2 separate regions of the Homo sapiens genome follow, and region 2 is linked to region 1. A link is an interaction called in ENCODE POLR2A ChIA-PET data of the cell type or tissue named here. Cell type or tissue: HepG2. All regions are shown on one strand.

Region 1 (2,500 bases):
GGATAAGAGCTACATATATCAACATGGGTAAAGATATATATAAAATATATATAGATACATATATATTATATATATTTTTTTCTTTTTTTTTTTGAGATGGGGTTTCGCTTTTGTTGCCCAGGCTGGAGTGCAATGGCGCGATCTCGGCTAACCGCAACCTCCGCCTCCCGGGTTCAAGCGATTCTCCTGTCTCAGCCTCCCAAGTAGCTGGGATTACAGGCATGTGCCACCAAACCTGGCTAATTTTGCATTTTTAGTAGAGATGGGGTTTCTCCATGTTGGTCAGGCTTGTCCCGAACCCCTGACCTCAGGTGATCCGCCCGCCTTGGCCTCCCAAAGTGCTGGGATTACAGGCATGAGCCACCGTGCCCGGCCATATACACGTATATATTTTTTGAGACAGGGTCTTGCTCTGTCACCTAGGCTGGAGTGCAGTGGCGCAGTCTTGGCTCACTGCAACCTCCGCCTCCCAGGTTCAAGCTATTCTCCTGCCTCAGCCTCCTAAGTAGCTGGGATTACAGGCGTGCGTGACCACGCCCAGTTAATTTTTGTAGCTTTAGTAGAGATGGGGTTTCACCATGTTGGTGAGGCTTGTCTCAAACTCTTGACCTCAGCTGATCCACCCGCCTAGGCCTCCCAAAGTGCTGGGATTACAGGCATGAGCGACTGCGCCCGGCCCAACATGGGTAAATATTTTAAACAACCTTGAGTGAAAAAGCACATTGCAGAATGAAAAGTACAGCATGCACACCAATGTGATATATTATGGATACATCCATATGTTGTAATATGTATTATATATGTAGCAATGTGTACTATGTTTAAAAACATTCAAGAAGAAAATAAACACCAAATTCAGGAATAGTGGTTACATCTGGGGAGAGAGGGGAGAAAATGAGGTTGGAGAAAGGGCTTCAAATTTGCTTTCTTTTACAAAAAGATACAAAGTAAATAAATATAACAGTTCAAAACCAGTCTCCTTCAGTTCTCCTCCTCAGTGGACAACCATTCTCACATATCCCTGGTGTATCTTTCCAGAGATAGCCTATGCACATACAAGGACACATATGTACATGTATTCCCCTACCCTAACTTCTTTTTAAATAGTGATGGTGGCAAGCATTACATATTGTTGATCTGTACTTTTTAAACAATGTATCTCGAACTTTGATACATGTCAGTGCATAAAGAGCTTCTTTGTTCTTTTTTTTTTTTTTTTTTCGAGACGGAGTCTTGCTCTGTAGCCCAGGCTGGAGAGCAATGGCATGATCTCCTCTCACTGCAACCTCTGCCTCCTGGATTCAAGCGATTCTCCTGCCTCAGCCTCCCGAGTAGCTGGGATTACAGGTGCTTACCACCATGCCCAGCTAATTTTTGTATTTTTAGTTGGCCAGGCTGGTCTCGAACTCTTGACCTCAGGTGATCCACCTGCTTTGGCCTCCCAAAGTGCTGGGACTACAGGCACCAGCCACCGCGCCCGGCCTCTTTGTTCATTTTTTTTTTTTTTTTTACAGCTGTGCAATACTTCTTTGTGTGGCTACCAGAGTTTTTGAACCAGTCTCATATACATAAAATGTAGACTATTCTTTTACTACAAAAAGCTTCACTACAATGAATATCCTTAGAAAAATGTGATTCTACACAAATGCACAGTTTTATTTTTTAAAGACAGAGTTTTGTTCTGTTGTTCAGGCTAGAATGCAGTGGCATCATCATAGCTCATGTAAATTTGAGCTCCTGGGCTCAAGTGATCCTCTTGCCTCAACCTCCTGAGTAGGTAGGACAAAAGACATGCACCACCACTTTTTTTTTTTGTAGAGCTGGGGTCTCATTATGTTGACCAGGTTAGTCTCGAACTCCTGGCCTCAAGCAATCCTCCCTTGTCAGCCTCCCAAAGTACTGGGATTACAGGTGTAAGCCAGTGTGCCTGGCCATTATACAAAATATTAAATCAAAATTTTTTTCTTTTTTTGAGACAGAGTCTCACTCTGTTGCCCAGGCTGGAATGCAGTGGCATTATCTCAACTCACTGCAACCTCCGTGTCCCGAATTCGAGTGAATCTCCTGCCTCAGCTTCTCAAGTGGCCAAGTAGCTGGGACTATAGGCATGCATTACCACACCTGGCTAATTTTTATATTTTTAGTAGAGACAGGGTTTTGCCATGTTGGCTAGACTGGTCTTGAACTCCTGACCTCAGTGATCCACCCACCTTGGCCTCCCTAAGTGCGGGGATTACAGGCGTGAGCCACCGCGCCCAGCCAACCACGCCCAGTTTAAACCACGCCCAGTTTAAACAGGCACCACGCCCAGTTTAAACCAAAAATTTTAAAAATAATTAATACTTAACACTATTAAATCGTATACTTAAAAATAGTTAAGATGGCAAATTGTGTATTTTACCACAAGTAAAGATAAAAATAAATGAATAACTTATGAACAAATTCCCAGAAGCAGAAATGCTGGGTCTTTTCAAACAAACAGTCCTCCAACAAGACCAGA
Region 2 (2,500 bases), 300 kb after region 1:
CAGGCAGTCAGTCCATTTGCCTTCCTAGTACTTAGCCCCCTCTGACAATTTTTTTTTTAATGTGCCTTTTGGGTTGGTAGAAACGGAAGTAGAAGTAGGCTGGAGGATGAGTTGGGACAGTCTTCCTTTTGTTGGGAGGTGAGCACATTTACAGATATTTTGCTTCATAGTTTCCATGCCCTCTGCCCAGCTCAGTTTAGACAGTAAACGTTCCTTGTTTCTTTTCTCCCATGACACTGACAAGAGGAATTACCACCTCAGCCTCTTTTGCCCCTCTTCTTGCCTTTCACCCAGGCTCTCAGCCCTAATTAACACACTGACCCAAAGGTGCTTGTGTTGCAGGTCCCATCTCCTTTGATGAGGTTAACAATTCCCACTTTGGCATTTTCCTAACTATTCGTGTGGCTAGAATTGGTTGGTTGGTCACTTGACAAGAAAAACCATACTTACCTGGGCCAAGGCTCTGTTCCTGCCTTCGCAAATTCTCAAAAGAGTAAAGTTTATGAAAAGAAAGTGGCAGGCAAACACAACTCTTGACTGCCCTCCCACCCTCCTACCTGTTCAGTACTCATCTGATTCAGAAGCATCACTTCTTGGATAACTAGCACTGGAAAAATGAAATCATCTGTGTAAGTGAAGGGACTCATTTTTCTTTGCTTTCAGCCCATGTAAATAAATAATACAGTATTAACATTTTCGTGCTGCTTCCCATTAGCTTGTAGATTGAGCCATACTCTGGCTGCCTCTTTGCCTTCCTAGGGGCATTTTCTTTAACTTCCAGAATAGTGATTTTAAAAGTAAAAATAAAAATAAACCTTACTTACAAGCATAACAGATTGTATTTAACTTTATCACATATGATAGAGATATATATGCTGTAAAATGAGGGAAAGGAACTTTCTAATAAACCAATGATTTGTGGAAACTTAGCAGAGTCTGTCGTAATTGTTGCCCCATCCACTCAAAGTTAGGTAGGGTTGGAGGTGTGGGTTATAAATAACATCTTGTTTGACATGACCAAGGAATAGATTCCTGTGAACCAGTTAGAGATGTTTGCAGTTGTGCTTCTGAAAGCTCAGGCTACGCAAAGAGAGAGGAAAGATGATGGTGTGGGAGGTGGTAATAGTAGTTAATTTCTCTCAGTTGTAGGTAGATGTATTGGGATGTACACCTCCTTTCCACTTCCTCTTTCCCACAAGAGGAAAGATTTCCTTCCATTTTAGATATATAATCTGTGTGTAGTAGAATATATGGTGTATATATAGGTGCTTACTAAATGGGTGTGGAATTTCTGGCTTTGAATTTTAGGATTTTGGACTACTTTAAGGGCACTGAGATGACAAGAATCATCTGCCGGACTTTTGTCCTCCAGGTGGAGTTCTGTATGCCAGTCTTCAGTTACTCTCCTCAGCCCTTTAATACCACTACAGTGTTTGAGCACCTCTACTTGGTATAAGGAAATATGGCCTAATTGTTACAGAGAAGATATAACCCCTACTCTTCCATATCAAAAAATCACAAAAGAGGCAGGGAAAATTTAGCATGGAAAGCTACCATAGAGTTGTAGTGATAAATTAGCTTTCCCTCTCAACCTCAGCCTTTCAAGAAGGAAAGGCTTTCTTTCCTACTGTCTTTTGATACATTTCTTTCCTACTCTGTTTGATACATCTGTGTTCTCCCTTTGATTAAAGAGGAGCTGTTCAACTTGAACCTGGGGTTGAGTACTCAGATCTGCCTATATTCCTAAAATAGCAAAGATCCTTACCCAGAAAGAAATGACATTAGACCTACAAAAATTAGCCGGGCGTAGTGGCACACGCCTGTAATCCCAGTTACTCGAGAGGCTGAGGCAGGAGAATCGCTTGAACCGGGAGGTTGCCGTGAGCCAAGATCACACCACTGCACTCTAGCCTGGGCAACAGCGTGAGACCCTGTCTGTCTCACACACACACACACACACACACGTTAGAAAATGAAAAGTGAGGCCAGGTGTGGTGGCTCATGTCTAATCCCAGCACTTTGGAAGGCCAAGGCAGGTGGATCACTTGAGGTCAGGAGTTTGAGATCAGCCTGGCCAACATGGTGAAACCCCATCTCTACTAAAAATTTAAAAAAAAAAAAAAAATTGGCCAGGCATGGTGGTGCATGCCTGTAATTGCAGCTACTCAAGAGGCTGAGGTAGGAGAATCGCTTGAACGTGGGAAGTGGAGGTTGCAGTGAGCCAAGATCATGCCACTGCACTCCAGCCTGAGTGATAGAGTGAGACTCCGTCTCAAAAAAAAAAAAAAAAAAAAAAAAATGGGCGGGGCACGGTGGCTCAAGCCTGTAATCCCAGCACTGAGGCCGAGGTAGGCGAATCACGAGGTCAGGAGAGATCGAGACCAGCCTGACTAACATGGTGAAGCCCCGTCTTTACTAAAAATACAAAAATTAGCCAGGCATGATGGCGTGCGCCTATAATCCCAGCTATTCAAGAGGCTGAGACAGGAGAATCACTTGA

Evidence for each region. ChIA-PET counts read pairs that join two places held together with the same protein. Peaks named below come from ENCODE experiments on the same cell type or tissue, not always from the same donor. Only the 100,000 strongest peaks of a DNase experiment are listed, where the experiment ranks them.
Region 2: POLR2A ChIA-PET joins it to region 1 with 5 read pairs; 4 of 35 experiments call an interaction of 5 or more read pairs at or near these places.

What each region holds. Positions count from the first base shown.
Region 1 is chr17:44,693,531-44,696,030 of GRCh38, reverse strand. No RefSeq gene overlaps it. Among named protein-coding and RNA genes, the nearest start is that of CCDC43, 5.0 kb to the right of the region's middle. In HepG2, no CTCF peak of the experiment used is centred here; a DNase peak (open chromatin) is centred at 1,160.
Region 2 is chr17:44,393,706-44,396,205 of GRCh38, reverse strand. It overlaps GPATCH8 (G-patch domain containing 8), which reads left to right. Exons shown (of 8, transcript NM_001002909.4): 8 at 1-925. Among named protein-coding and RNA genes, the nearest start is that of ITGA2B, 5.3 kb to the right of the region's middle. In HepG2, no CTCF peak of the experiment used is centred here; no DNase peak of the experiment used is centred here.